Regions from separate parts of the Homo sapiens genome. Here region 2 is linked to region 1. The links are chromatin loops, found by intact Hi-C in ENCODE. Cell type or tissue: GM12878. All regions are shown on one strand. Each heading gives the region's core, and the rest is flanking DNA. Links, peaks and the distances in the headings are about the cores only.

Region 1 (8,276 bases), core at 3,568-6,067:
TAAAAAAAAACACAGTTGCTTGCTGTTTCACTTGGCTTGATGAAAAAGTGAAACCCAATATATAAAGAATTATGAGTTCATTTTCTTTCTTTTTTGGTGTAGATTTTCAGCACATAATAATTTATACTGCATTTCCTTCTAATTAGACTGAACAGAAATTTCAGCTAAAGCAGGCATGAGCCCCCTATTGTTTTATTTGAATAATGAATGATCGGCAACCTGGCATTTAATCTAATGCAGAATGGGGAGCAGGTCTAGAAGGTTACCATTGAGAGGGGGAATGGCTGTTTTTATTTAAATGGAAACTTCGTATTTGGTGACCTTGATGTATAATGTTTTATTTTTATGTGTGTGTGCAATTTTTATTTTTTCACAGGGAGGTAAGACCGTGTGCTGTGGAGTTTTCTCTGGAGGCCTGTTCTCCTGGCTGGATGTATATGACAGGTTTAGGCATTAAATGGCTTTAAGCTTGTCAAAGAAAGGTTATTAAAAATGTCCCTGCCTTTCAGGCTCCATGCTCAGTAGGAGCCCAGATGCAGTCCTCTGAGGCTGTCTTTCTATTTAGTCATGTCATTTGGCTCTTTGCCTATAGCAAAAAATGAGACACCATCTGTTATTTTTCACTAATGGCTGTCGGTCCCAAGCTTGCCTGGGTTGCTGTGCTTACCCTTTTCCCACCAGCCGCTGGACACAGGTTCACTAACATGATTCTCTATAGAGAAGTGTGTTTCATTATCAACGGGCTAAGAAATGTGGAAGTGCTTAATTACTTGAAAACACTATTCGAGTCTAAGCTATTGTCCTTATTTCACTACCACATTGAAATGTACATATTTTTGTATTGGATTGATCTACATTTTATGGGAGAACTAGCGTTTTTGCTTATGATACAAATAGCTTATATTAATTTGAGGCATACAAGAGTTATCCTTTTAATTCTCACAAATCCTCTGTACTGGGCATTATTACCTCCATCTTACAGATGAGAAAATAAGCACAAGTTTTCATTACTTGCTGAGTTCCATATCAATTAAGAGCACGATTAGGATTCATCCAGATCACACTTTCCTCCAGAGCTGTGCTCTCAACCACAACACTGTTGCTTTTCGACATAATGTACTGAGTTACTTGAGGTAATAATGTGAAACCTGAAGCCTAAAAAACACTATATGCTGGGAGCAAATTACTTTCTCTGGGGTAATTTTTGGTGTCTGCATTTATTTACGAGTGAAGAAACACCTTCTCTTTTGCTTCAGGAACCATCTTGGATTTCCAGCTTTGCAGTTGGCCTTGCTAAAAATTCTCCTCGGCTTACACATGGAGTCTCGGAATCCCAAAAAGACCCTCGATGTCAACCTGTTGTCAGACTCTTGCAAACAGCACTCACTTGAAAAACGGTGGCTGAAATGTCACTTATCATCAAGGCCGTGATGTCTTTTCCATTTCAAAACCTCAACATGAGACAGTGCTTTGGGGATGAACCTTTGTTATATAGCAATAGATAATTGTTGTATTAGACTAAATCTTGGTAAATTTTATAGCTAGTATATATTTTGTAGCTGAAGTTACAACATTGTTACATAGTTTAAAAACTCTGACTGTGTATTAGTTATAATGATGGAATTGAAAATACTGAAAAACCTAAAAGAATAAAAATCAGTTTGGTTTTCTTTGTCACTTCAAATTAAAATTGTTTCTGAAAAACTTCATTATGATTTATGTGAAGCTAAAAAATAGGTTAACTGCATTTTTAGAGTGTCATTATTGGCAATTTTGCTGGACATTTAGTGATGAGTTGGGCAAACTAAATTGTTACAAATTAAATTACTATGCAGAAAGCTAGATTTACAGTATGTTAACAGAGGTTGCCAAAAAGGAAGATTCCATTGTCAAATACATTTGTGAAACATTACCTTGAAAATATATGGTTCTTTCTACTAGAGAAAACAAAACAATCAAAACCCCTTTGATCTTTAATACATTGGTGTGCATTGTAAATTTTTTCTAGGGCATAATGTTCACACTATTTCCTAAGCCTTTTTAATCATGGAAACTTATTTTTTTGAAGTTTTTACATGTCTAGTTTTCAGTGAATATGCTTTGGAAAATACTTAACAAGTATGCTACCTGCACATTCCAAAGACACCTTAAACTCGTATTTGTACTTTCTCATCTCGCAATTAAAGCCTCTACTAACTCACTTCCTTAGTTGTCCAAAGCAACAGCTCATAAGCTTCACTCACGTATTATTTTCTTTCATTTCCCACATCAAATTAATTGCCGATTTTTATACATTTTACCTCCAAACAACTTCTTGGAAACAACCTCTTCTTTTCATTCCCACTGTTTATGCCCCAGATCACATCATTATGATTTTCTGTCTCTGTACTGGCGTTATAGCTTCCCAATTGATCTCTGTGCTTTCTATCTCCACATATGACCAGAATGATCTTTATAAAATATAAATTGGGTTTTGTAAATCAGGTCCTTGCATAACTTCACAGGGTCTCCACAATGAACAATAAAAGTCACAGTCCTCCCTGTGGCTTTTAAAGTCTTCTGTGATCTGATCCACACTCATATCTTTTCTTCTCCCTATACTTTAATCATTTGGGCTGCTTGTTGTTTCCCAAATACAGGGCGACTTTTTTCATGTGTTTGTGCTTTTCCTGTTTCACCTTCTTAGAGTGTCCACCTGCCTGCTCTACCCACTGATTAATCTCTTGCAAAAGCTTTCTAGCTACTCCATGCACTGTCATTTATTTTGACCTCTTTTCTTACAGGGTTTCTTAACCCAGGGTCTGTGAGGCATTCTTCTGGGAAGAGGTCCAGGAGAATGTGGTAGTCAACCCTAAAGATGTTCTCTGATAATATCTGCCTCCTGGTATTTATATTCTTTTGTAGTCTTCCACATTTTGTAGGGTCACATGGAATACTGTATAAAGGGTAGTATGTCACTTCTAATGCTAGGTCATAAAAAGCATTTTGGCTTTCTTCTTTATCTACTTCACGGATCACTTGCTCTGAGGAGAGCCAACTGTCCTATCATGATCAGTTCTATGAAGAAGCCATGTGTTTAAAAAATTAATTTTTCTGAGATAGCCTGTAGAGAACCCCCTGAGGCCTCCTTCCAATAGCCATGTGAAGTGAGCCATCTTGAAAACATGTTCTCCAGCCCCAGTCAAGCTTTCAGCTCATAGTAGCCCCAATTGACCTCTTTACTACAACCTCATGAGAGACCCTGAGCCAGAACATCCAGCTAAGCCACTTTCAAATTCTTGACCTCCAGTAATTCTAAGAGATAATAAATATTCATTGTTTTGAGCTGCTAAGCAATCAGGCAAATATTTGTCACATAGCAACAGCTAAACAATTTAGACCATCATTTTCTCAAAAGGGTCCATGACCCAAAAAGGATTAAGAATCTCTGGCATGCATATTATTCATACTGTACTTCCATTAGTATTTGCCACTGTGTGTCATTTAACTATCGTGTGTTTGCCATTCTTTCCTTACAGGAAGCTGCCCCAAAACAGCAAAATTACACTTATCTTTGCATCCTCAGTACTACCTCTGAGCTAGAAATTTAAGACAATATTTTAAGAGATTTTCTGATTAAATAAAACTTTACATTTTATATGGAGCTTGATGTGGATATAGGCTTACAGGAAACGTTATAAGAAAGGCAATGAAGGTCATCTTAAGGTGCTTTGATTCATTAGCTTACTTACTGAGAACTTCTAGAGAATTTCAAGGTATCTGAGACTTTTAAAGAAGCTCTCTCAGTAAAAGAGATACAGGGAAAACAAAATGTATAGAAGCAAAACATTTGCATGGAAAATACTTGATTTTTCCTCTCTTTCAACAGAATCTAAACCTGTGTCTCCTATGATGTAAGAGCCAGGGAAAAAAATATCTCAGCCATTTTCAGGTGATTGGGCCCTCAATGAATAAGGATGATATAAACTAGGTATGGCCTCAGACTAGTCCGTGTGTGTGTGTTTGTGTGTGTGTATTTCACACGTGTGTGGCTAGGAGGCATTTAAAACGTGTCATGTTTCTGTAAAAACCAAAGTCTGGTTTGCAGAAATGTTTATGGGAATCTATAAAAGGCACACAGGGCTTTTGCATGGAGTTAGCGGAAACACATTTGCATACAAAGAGAAGTTCTTTAAAATTGGCTGTAACAACTGGTTAAGATGTATTTTATATCAATTCTATTTTATTATAAGGCAGTGTTGTGCTTTATAATAAAAATATTACTTTTTTGTTTTCCTTGCGTTTTTTTTTTTTCCAAGAGAAAGAGCTCCCTGATACGGCAATAACTGAATGGGCGGTCCAGCAAGTCTGGCTCTGTACACTTATCATTCACAATCAAAGAAAATTCTAGAAATCCCAGATCATTTAAAAATACCAAACAAAAAGCATGTGAATTAGAAAGAAAGAATAGGCTTATCAAAACAGATCTACTTGCAAAGTCCTTATGGCAATCTATAATTTTAAGTTTGATAACATGGGTATTCAACAGTTGAATAAACGCTTACAATTTTGTAGGGACAGATTGATGCTATGCGCTCATACTCTTGTTTCCTCATCACACTTGAGATGCATGCATGTTGTTGACACCAATCACAGACAATCAGCAAGATTTTCCATGTTTTGACATCTCTTTTAGAGGGAAACAGCAATGAAAAAGAGATAGATATACCTCAGAGATATCATGGGTTTGGTTCCAGATTACTGCAATAAAATGAATATCACAACAAGGCAAATCTTGAAATAAAGTGAGTCACGAATTTTTTGGTTTCCCAGTATGTATGAAAGTTATGTTTAAGTTATACTATAGTATATTAAGTGTACAATAGCATTATGTCTAAAAAGACAATGCATATATTTTCATTAAAAATTACTTTACTGCTAAAAAGTGCTAACAATTGTCTGAGCTGTCACTGAGTCATCTTTGTGCTGGTGAAGAGTTTCACTTCCATGTTGATGGCTGCTTTGAAGCCAGGCATTGATTTCTTCTCTCTAGCTATGCATGTCTTAGGTGACATTTCCTTTCAATAGAAAGCTGCTTCATCTGCATTAAAAATCTGTGGTTTAATGTAGCCACATTTGTAAATGATCTTAACTACATCTTCTGGATAATTTGCTGCAACTTCTCCATCAGCATTTGCTGCCTCATCTTGCACTTTTGTGTTATGGAGATGTCTTTCTTCTTTAAATCTCATGAACCAACCTCTGATAGCTTCAGACTTGTCTTCTACTATTTCCTCACCTCTCTCAACTTTCATAGAATTAAAGACAGCAAGGGCCTTGATCTAGATTAGGCTTTGGTTTAAGGGAATATTGTAGCTGGTTTGATCTTCTATCCAGATCACTAAAACTTTCTCCATATCAGCAATATGGCTGTTTCACTTTCTTACAATTTCTGTGTTCTCTGGAATAGCCTTTTTAATTTCTTCATCAACTTTTCCTTTTCATTTACAACTTGACTAATTATTTGGTGCAGGCCTAGCTTTCCACTTATCTCAGCTTTCAACATACTTTTCTTATTAAGCTTAATAATTTCTAGCTTTTGGTTTAAAGTGAGAGATGTGCAACTCTTCATCTCACTTGAACATTTAGAGGTCATTATAGGTTTATTAATTGGGCTAGTTTTAATATTGTTGTATCTCAGGAAATAAGGACACCCAAGGAAAGGGAGAGAGATGGGGGAATAGCCAGCCCACAGAGCAGTCAGAACACACACAACACTTAGGGATTAAGTTCCCCAACATCTCATTGTGTCTTACATGGGCATGGTTTGCAGTGTCCCCAAACAAGTAACAACAGTAACACCAAAAATCACTGATCAGAGATCATCATAATAGATATAATGAGAAAATTTGAAATATTGTAAGAATTACCAAAATGTGACACAGAGACACACAGTGAGCACATGCTATTGGAAAAATGGTGCAGATAGACATGCTCAAAGCAAGATGGCCTCAAACCTTCAATTTTTTTAAAAAAGCAATATCTGCAAATCACAGTAAAGTGAAGCACAATACAATTAAATGTCCTGGTGGCTTTTTAAAAATGTAAATGCTGTATTTTCAGGACTCTATAAGTATAGCAGGACTGATGTTTCTTAAAAGCTTGCAATTGTCTTATTGGAAAAGAATTTCCAAGATTCTCTTGTCTTTGGGGAATTTTTAATAGTATGTACCTTCATCAGATATTTACCCCTGAGGACTAGCTTTTTCTTTTTAACTGAAAGTAAGTGATTCACAAAATCTCCTAAATGAGATGGACTTAAATATTCAGCATTTCCAACACTCTGAATCATCTCTACAAAATTCTAACCAAGTTGTGATACAGCCTCCATGCAAATGGATCTAGAGACAGACGCTTACTGCCTTCAAAACACTGACTCAAGAAGCAGGACGTTTTCCATATTTTAAATTAAAATATCATTCTATAGCTTTCACACAATGGAACTGTCTCAGTCTAGTCCCTCTTCCATAGGACAAGTTATCTGGAACTCTCACCTTGCTCAACTTCACCCCATTCCCATCCCACCACCATACCCCACTCTTCTCTAGACTACATATTCAAATTCCTTGGCTTAGCTTTTCTTTCAGTCAGCTGATGGGTTTCTCCCTCTTGGTTTAAGACCTCAGTGCATTCACTTTCCCCATCCTGAAAGGCTACCTCATCCTTTACTTGGTTAACTGTTACCAGTCCCTCAGGGCTCAGTTTGTCATATCGTCAGAGAAGCAGTCTCATGTACTGCCCAAGGGGCCCCCAATATACTCTATTAAAAGCACAGTGTACATTTTTTATTATTCCTGTGGTCTGTAATTCTATATCTGTGTGACTGCTAGATGAATGCTTGTGTCCACGTATTTGTCAAATTGAGCTGCTATAACAAAAAACCATAACTGGGTAGCTAGAACAACAGATATTTATTTGTCACAGTTCTGGAGGTTGGGAGGCCAAGATCAAAGTCAGGAAAATTCACTATTTGGTGAGAGTCCACTTCCTAGCTTGCAGAAAGCCACCATCTCATTGTGTCCTCACATGGCAAAGAGAGAAATATCTGGGGTATTTTTTTCCTTCTTATAATAAGGGAACTCATGAAAGCTAATAATAAGGCCTCTTTATGGGAGCTCCATCTTCATGAGCTCAATTAAACCTAATTAATTATCAAAAAGCCCACCTCCTAATACCATCACATTGAATGTTAGGGCTTCCAAGTATGAATTTGGGAAGGTAAACAAAACATTCAGCCCATGACAGTCCCCTGCTAGACTCTTCTCTACAGAACAGAGAACTCTGTATCTCCAGCACTGGCACAGTGCTTAGTACATAATAGACACTCAATAGTTGTTGAATGAATGAAAGAATTCCTTATATGTTGTTTGATCATCTTAATATCCTAAGGGTCCCTTCTCCTTAAAAGAGAATTTCCTAGGATATTTTTGATCAGTAGCATTAGAATGAGCCTGTCACATCCTGTATTTAGATATAATGATTGCATAGTAGCCCAAGATCTCATTAGCATTTTGGTGTTTACAACCCCTTGTATCACCCTGCTGACATACAGAGGGACTTTTCTTCCAGTGGTAGTATAGGATCTTCACCTTTACACCTGCAACTAAAAGCAGAAGGGTCAGACTGCAACTAAAAGCAGGAGGGTCTTGTGCATATGAAAAATGTTGCCCAAATTTTTCCAGGGCAATAGGGAATTAATTTTAGTCCCTTGTCAAGGTTTTGGTCCAGATCTTTAGTAAGATTACTTGAACTCCAACAGGGTAAAACAGGTTCCTAGTTTTACAGAAGGTTTGACTACCAGATAGGATAACTAACAGAAACTGTTGTGGTACAAACTAGCCAATGCTCAGGTTTAAAAGTTAGCTCAATCCAGGATGAGTAAAAACCATAATTTAGTGTCTACACGAACATCTAGGTGCCATCCTGTTTTGTGTGAGACCTACCGTCTGGCTGGAAGCAAATAAGACTCTAGGTAGGAGGTAAAAAGAGGTTCAAGGACGTGAAGACCCAGAAGCATTGCTGGTGCCACCGTACTCCAGTTCAAGTAAGGATAATTAGGTGAACTTATAACTCACATTAGAGAGTAAAAGGATGGGTTATTAATAATTAACATAATAATTAATGTCAAATGTAACCTGGAACTGTCTTTGGAAAACCAGGCTCTATGGTTGTCCTAGTGATGGCATAATTCTTAGTCCCATTAGTCTCTGACACTGTTTAACTGTTTCCTGTGTTCT
Region 2 (8,276 bases), core at 2,286-4,785, 230 kb before region 1:
AAGTGGTCTTCAAATGAATCTAAACCATGACCTCAGATCTTATAGTTAAAAGCAACAATGAGTTGGGGAAACCAGGTAGAAAGAGAGACAGGAGAAATGTCTCAGAAATGAAAGTGAATGCCTCTACATAGGAATAGAAGAGGGAAGATACACAGAGGATTTAGGCTACTTATGAGAACATATTTGTAGGACTGGGTTTGATTCTGAGGCTCATATTGGAGGAACGACATAGTCATCTTGGAGCATATACAATAAATGTGCATAGGATGGTAAAAAACCTATGAAACCTTGCTTGTGGGGAAAGGCTGAGTGAGCAGCTACCATTTACATTGTGAGCAATGACTATTATATGCCAGGCTCTTAACGTATAATCACCTGGAAGGCAGTTATTTCTATATCCATTCTACAGATAATGAAATTTAGAGTCACAGAAGATTCATGCCTTGCCAACCAATACTATGTGTAGCAGACCTGGGGAGGTTGGTATATGGTAAGGAATATGAACTATCTGACCTAGAAAGTACCTTGAACTTTAGTTAACTTTACTAGTAACTTACTATCATCAATCCAAAGCTTTCCTTCTCATAGTTGAAGACACAGAACCCTTAAATGATATCATTACTTTCCCAAGATAGTTTATAACAGAAAATACAAACACAGAATCAGTTGAGTCTTGACTTCATTCAGCACTGCTTCCCATTTACAGATTCAACACTATTCCTATCAAACTACCAATCATTTTTCACACACATAGAAAAAGCTGAAATTCATATGAAACCAAAATGAGTCCAAATAGCCAAAGCAATCCTAAGCAAAAAGAACAATGCCAGAGGAACCATATTACCCAACTTCAAACTATACTACAAGGCTACAGTAACCAAAACAGCATGGTCCTGGTACAGAAACAGAACTATAGACCAATGGAACAGAACAGAGAACACAGAAATAAAGCCACACACGCACAATCAACTGATCTTTGACAAACTTGCCAAAAGTAAGCAATGGGGAAAAGACGCTAATTCAATAAACGCTGCTTGGATGGCTGGCTAAGCATACACAGAAGAACGAAACTGGACTCCTTCCTTACACATATACAAAAAAACACCCAAGGTGGATTAAAGACTTAAATATGTCTCAAACTGTAAAAATCCTACAAGAAAACCTAGGAAATATCCTTCTTGACATGGGGATTGGAGTAAAAACTCACAAATGGCAAAGGAAGAATTTCCCCTCCTCCCAAAGGGGTGCTAACTCAAAAAAAGTAAGTAAGTGGGATCCTTAAAGGGCCAGAGTGAGGCCCTATGCAGTTGTACAAACTACTTCAAAAGTCACTGGAAAACTTGGCCTGGGGAGTGGGGTAACAGGAACGAAAAGCATATGGCAAGTCATAAGGAGCCTTTGCAAAGAAATTATGGCTAAGTCCTCAAGAGCATTGCAATAAAAGCGAAAATTGATAAGTGGAACCAAATTAAACTAAAGAGCTTCTACGAAAGAAGAGAAACTATCAAGGAAGTAAACAGACATGCTACAGAATGGGAGAAAACATTCACAAGTTATGCCTCTGATAAAAGTGTGATATCCAGAATCTATAAAGAACTTAAAGAATTCAACAGGCAAAAAACAAATAGCCCCATTAAAAAGTGAACAAAAGACATGAATAGACACCTCTCAAAAGAAGACAAACAATGGCTAACAAACATGAAAAAATGCTCATCATCACTAATCATCAGAGAAATACAAATCAAAGCCACAATGAGATGCTATCTTGTACCAGTCAGAATGGCTTTGTTATGTCAAAAAGAAAAGGACGTTGGCAAGCCTGCAGAGAAAAGGGGACATTTACACACTGTTGGTGAGGTATGTAAATTAGTCCAGCCTCTGTAAAGACCAGTTTGGAGATTTCTCAATGAACTAAGAATTGAACCACTATTTGACCCAGCAATCCCAAGACTGGGTATGTACCTAAAGGAAAATAAATCATTCTACCAAAGGAACACATGCATGTGTATGTTCATTGCAGCACTATTCACAAGAGCAAAGACGTGGAATCAACCTAGGTGGCCATCAGTTGTAGATTGGATAAAGAAAATATGGTACATATATACCATGGTACGTAGACACTATACGGCCAAAAAAAAAAAAAAAAAAGAACAAAATCACATTATTATTATTATTTTTTTTTTTTTTGCAGCAACATGGATGCAGCTGGAGGCCATTACCCTAACCTAACTAACACAGGAATAGAAAACAACGTACTGTATTTTCTCACTTATAAGGGAGAGCTAAATTCTGGGTACATGTGGACATAAAGATGAGAACAATAGACACTGGGGACTACTAGAGGGGAAAAGGATGTGGGGGCAAGAGCTGAAAAACTCCCTGTTGGATACTATGCTTACTACCTGGATGATGGGTTCAAGTCATACCCCAACCTCAGCACTGGGCAATATAGCTTTGTAACAAACCTACACATATACTCTCTGATTCTAAAATAAAAGTTGAAAAAGAAAGAAAAAACACAGTACTTTCCAATTGGTTCACAACTAAGGAACCCCTTAACTTTATTTTTCTTTTAAACTTCTGGTTTCGAAAGAAAAATAATGATAATGATGCTACTACTGCTTCTGTTGCTGATGATAACTCTCCATCATTAAGAGGCTGTCCTCTCTAGCTCTCACAACAAATCTGTCTAATTAATACTATTAATCCCCTTTATATAGATGAGGGAATTCATTCCCACAATAGTTGCATAACTTACTCAAAGTGACAAAACAGTCAGTACCAGGGTTCCATCTTACAATTCCTTCCAATATTTGCATTATTTTTCACACACACAGTGCTGAAAGACTTTATCAGCAAATGTTATTCATTAGTAAATAACTTGGTCCCCATTTTAACTAATAAAAAACATATACATGAAATGCAGACCATCAACTGATTAGTATAAAGAAACAATTTTTATATTAATTTGGCCGAAAGCATGGTATCTGGTGAGTCCATGCAACATAGCCATTGGTAAAGGTTCAAGTTCCATTGTCTTTCTAAAACACTGAAATTAGCCTATGAATCCCAATTTTTATAAGCACAAGACCCAGGGATCTAGACAGTCCTAGAGGGGAACTGCTTTGTTACATTACAGTATCATAAAAAACAATTCCAAAAAATATAATATTTTTTGGACCTTATAATGTGTTACACCGAGTACCATAATAAACCTCAGGGAGTTTACCCACATTATCTTTAGCTCCAAACACAGACTAACAATTATGATTTTCTTTCAATCAAGGTTCCCAGTGAAAATCTATAAGTTGTTAAAGAGGTTACTAATCTCTTCCTATAGAAAGAAAGGCACCATAACCATGCAAGAGATCATGAGCACTGAACTTGTTTCTCTCAGAGAGAAAAATTACAAAAGAGAAATGATAGATGGTGCTTGCTAGAAATTTTAATTAAACCTGTGAATGAAAAGTCTGAATCAGGCTGAGTGGCAGCTGCACTCATACATGACCTGCTTCAGTAGCAGAGGCGGGAACATGTCAGGAAATAGATATTCTGTGAGAAAAGCCATAATACCCTTGAGTTTCATTTAATCTAACTCTCCACGTGGCCTAGTTCTGAAGGGCCTTCTAGGAGACCCCCCATCCCCACCTCAGTGAATAGCTCAGAATACAAAGAAATCTCCTCTTGGTTGCTAAGTGACCATAGAGTGTGGACCACAGGATGTCTGTAGTGTGTGTGGGCTGTCCCTTGTTTGCCAAAGGACAGCAGACTCTGCCACTCTGCAACTTCCGGTTTTGCTGCAGTAATTAAGCAAATTGTCTGCCTCTACTCTGATCTGCTTTTTTTCTCAGGTTCTCACCTCTTAATCTATCTAGTCTGGGGGGATGTTATGAGGTCAAATGCCCTAATTCAGAATGCTTTGCTTTGTAAATGGTCAAGATGCTGTGATTATCTTTTTAAAATTTATGAACCACATTTACTTTATCATACTTTTTGAAATTTACAGACATAGAAGGCTGATTGAATTTAATCCTGAATCTAGGATTAAGCTGTTTCCAAATCAATACATTTCATCAGAAAAACATTCTATTCCTTATAAAAGCCATCTTTTTCTCCATTTTTTTGCCTGAGACACAGAACCACCTTGGACCATATGTGTCTGAGACCTACCACCAGTGATGGCAAAGTATTGAGCTGGAGTAACTGAGTCTGTGGGGACTTCAAGGAGCAGAGTCATCAAACCACTCTGGAATTTTATGATGAAGAAGCAATCTTTTACCTTCTTTAAGTAACTACTGCTTGATTGGTTTCTGCTACTAATAGAAAAATCTTACAATCTTTTTTTTTTTTTTTTTTTGAGACAGAGTCTTGCTCTGTTGCCCAGAAAGAGAGACAGTGGTAGGTCTCAGACACATATGGTCCAAGGTGGTTCTGCTCTGTTGCCCAGGCTGGAGTGCAGTGGCACGATTTCGGCTCACTGCAGCCTCTGCCTCCCAGGTTCAAGCAATTCTCCTGCCTCTGGCTTCTGAGTAGCTGGGACTACAAGTGCATGCCGCCACGTCTGGCTGATTTTTGTATTTTTAGTAGAGACGGGGTTTCTCCATGTTGGCCAGGATGGTCTCGATCTCCTGACCTCGTGATCCACCTGCCTCAGCCTTCCAAAGTGCTTGGATTACAGGCATGAGCCACGTCCAGCCCTCATAGCTAATCTCAACCCTAGCTAGTGAAATTACTTTTCTATTTTTCAGAGTTCCCCAACTTCCCAAAATCCTGTATTATGTCTAAACAGTACCTGTTTGTTTTAGCTCAATTCATTTGATAAATAAATATTAAGCAACTCGTATATACTACGCAATGTACTAGAGAGTACACCACACTGGGAAGAGAGCAACAATCAACTCCGAGTCAACTCTTAAGGTCAAAAGCGTAAAGAATGGAAGAAAACACAGCAAAGATTATGACATCATGAATGTCATGAAAGAAAATTACAGGGTGCTTGGGATCAGTATCCCTTAAAAGGGAGACCTAATCTAACAGTGGCCTAATTTGGGGAGGAAGGTTGGTTGGTTGTAGGACAGGACATTGGGAGTAACCACTAAAAAAAATTAAAATGAGATGTTAGAAAATGGATAGAGAAAGGAGGTACATTCCAGAAAGAGTTACTGTAATGCTTTCTTTTTGTTTGTTTGGTTTTTTTTTTTGTTTTTTGTTTTTTGACACGGAGTTTCACTCTTTGTTGCCCAGGCTGGACTGCAGTGGCACGATCTTGGCTTACAGCAACCTCCACCTCCCAGGTTCAAGCAATTTTCCTGTCTCAGCCTCCCAAGTAGCTGGGATTACAGGTGCATGCCACCACACCTGACTAATTTTTATATTTTTAGTAGAGATGGGGTTTCACCATGTTGGCCAGACTGGTCTGGATCTCCTGACCTCAAGTGATGTGCCTGCCTTGGCCTCCCAAAGTGCTGGGATTACAGGCGTGAGCCACCACGCCCAGCTGAGGCATTGTATTTCAAAAGGCCCTTGAACAAGAAACAACACACTGTGTTGAAAGAAGGGAAGACCAATATGGCTACAGAACAAACAAGAACTCAGACATAGGTGTGGAGGTGGGCACCATCCCCACATTTTCACTCTATTCTCTATTGTCTCTCCATCATCTCCAAAACTAGGGAGATGGGCACAAAATGAGGGCGATGACTAGGACTCATGAAGAAAAAAATTCCAAGACCCATTTTTCAGAATTTTTTTGTGGGTGGAGAGATAGAATTTCAACCCACACAACAGAATCAAAGTATTCCCTGATTCTATTTTTTTTCCTTTATTTTAAACCCAAAAAAGAAAAACACTGAAGAGAAAAAAAAAAAAACAAAAAACTTAATGGGATCATTGTTTTGCCCTAGTTTATGTAAGAATGAACAGACCAAACTAAAATATGCAAGTCATCCCTTTCAACAGAACACTTCTTGTTCCCCTCTGTTTCCATTCCTTCTCATTTACAAAAATAAATAAATATATCCCCCTTCAACAGAAGCTGCCTTCTCAGAATTCTGTTTCCTACATAAAGAAATATTAATGCATTTCACAGAACAAATGCACACATACACAGTTTCAACATTCTTCATGGCACTTGGAAAAGCCTATTAACAGGATTAAATAAGGCATAGAGGACACTAGAGGGCATGTGACCCTTTTAAATCTGCTATGATTTCTACCTACAGACTGACAATTAAGTATTACATTTGTAGGTGTGCATTTCCTAAAAAATCTGCTATACTGCTCCTCAAATAAGCCAACTTTTGCACTTGCTCTTCCTGTTACCTCTAAACTGCTTTTCCCGCTCTTCGCAAGCCTGGCTCCTTCTCATCATTTACATCTCACTTCAAATATCACTTCCTTGGAGAGGCCATCTCTTCAAGCTTTACCCAAAGTAACCCCTCCTGAACCCTATTATTCTACATTGAATCAAATGTTTCCTTCTAACATTTATTAGAACTCAAAATTACCTGTATATTTGCTTACTGAGAAAGAATCTGTCTCCATCAGAAAATATACTCCTTAACAGCAGGGACCTTGTCTCATTCACCACCCTATTCCCAGGAGCTAGACAATAATTTATGGAATATCGGCTGAATGAATAATCAGCCCTCTAAAACTGAGTAGCATTATAATTCACATTATAGATGAGTCACAGAGATTTTAAATAACTTGATCAAGGTTATATAGCAAGTGGACAGCAGAATCATTTGACCTGAGAAAACTCTTTTAAGCTGGAAAGATTACTTTTCAACTAAATTTTTTTCTAGGGGAGGAGTAATTTGTTTTAAGAAATCATTATTTTCAAAATTCTAGTTTCTTCTTCGCCTCTTCCCTCTATTCCATTAATAGCCAATTAAGTCTACCCCCAAAATACCACTAACATTGTTCATCATTTTCCCATTCTCTCTACCATTTTTGTGAATGCACATAGCATATGAACAACTGAAATAGCCTCCTAATTGGCAGAATTGCCTTTGGTTTCTTTCTGCTCCACCTACAATTGTATATACAAACCTCTGCCAGATTAATTGGCTTAAACTTCAATGTACCATGCTATTGCTCAGTATCTCCAATTGCCGTGTAATGCCTTCAGGTTAAAATGCCAAAGTTTTTGGATTTATCAAGGCCCTCCAACAATTGCCCCCAACCTACCTTTCTTACATTATTCCTGCTGGAATTCTCTACATAATCTCCAATCAAACTAACTGTATTCATTGTTTGAAGAGCCCTTGAGTTCTTCCTATTCCTCTGCCATGCTTACCCTTTAAAATGGTGCTCTCAAATTAAAATCCCACATACTTCTCAGGACACTGGTGAATTTCTACCTTCTCTTTGAAAGCTTTCCAGATAAATCTATATCATATTGATCCTACTTGTCACAATTCATCAGTGTCTAGAAAAATACCCAGCTCATTATAAGTACTCAGCAAAATTTTGTTGAATGAATATGTACTCTAAATAATGCTGCTTCATGGAACTTTTCATTTTGTCTTATTTTATTTGTGTAATTAACTCTTGAGTCTTTCTTAAACTGATCGTTGAGGTCTGAAGCCATGGCTTCTATCCAGTTCCTTATATACAAGAGGTAATGCCTATTGTCTGACAGATTATTCCACATGCATCAACCAAGGGAGCCAAATGGCACAGAGTATTGTTGATAAACTTGTACTCTTTAATTTGTTGTATGGCTTAGGATTTAACAACAACTACAGTACACATAAAACAACTCGTCTTACAAATCTTAGAGAGATCACTTGAGATTCACAAGTACGCCTCTCCTTTTCCTTCAGCTAATGTTTTCCATATAGGAAGTTTTTATGCATTGTGAAAGCAAATTATCAATCTGAGCCACCTCCTGTTGGACTCCTAGCTGCACTCTCTTTTAACTTTCCTGATCCTCATAAAATGGTAATTCAATAGTTATGACATGCCAGCTACAGAAGAATGCCAAGCTGAGAGGCCAGTTTAGAAACTAACATATAACACTGTCCACACACTTCAGGTCAGCATACAAAAAACATACACTAACCAATGTTACATTTTCTCAAGGCTAAGTGAATCTCATCATTTAATAAATGCCATAGAAATTCAGAGGAAAGTATGAATTAAAGAAGGCTGGAACTTTTGAGAAAGATATTTTCTGAAACTCTCTTCAACTACAGGGCAACAATTGTTGAGTCCAGGTACATGTCAGCATGTTCTATATGGTTCCTACCTCCTATAAATGTATAATATGT

What was found. Peaks named below come from ENCODE experiments on the same cell type or tissue, not always from the same donor. Only the 100,000 strongest peaks of a DNase experiment are listed, where the experiment ranks them.
Region 2: a loop joins it to region 1, with 2.3 times the contacts of the local background. A loop is called at or near these places in 11 of 110 quality-filtered maps.

The regions. Positions count from the first base shown.
Region 1 is chr11:22,551,136-22,559,411 of GRCh38, reverse strand. No RefSeq gene overlaps it. Among named protein-coding and RNA genes, the nearest start is that of LINC01495, 63 kb to the right of the region's middle. In GM12878, for the core only: no CTCF peak of the experiment used is centred there; a DNase peak (open chromatin) is centred at 5,041.
Region 2 is chr11:22,776,639-22,784,914 of GRCh38, reverse strand. The region is part of intron 7 of GAS2 (growth arrest specific 2); the gene reads right to left. Among named protein-coding and RNA genes, the nearest start is that of LINC02718, 49 kb to the left of the region's middle. RefSeq lists enhancers at 3,564-3,613, 3,644-3,693. In GM12878, for the core only: no CTCF peak of the experiment used is centred there; a DNase peak (open chromatin) is centred at 3,761.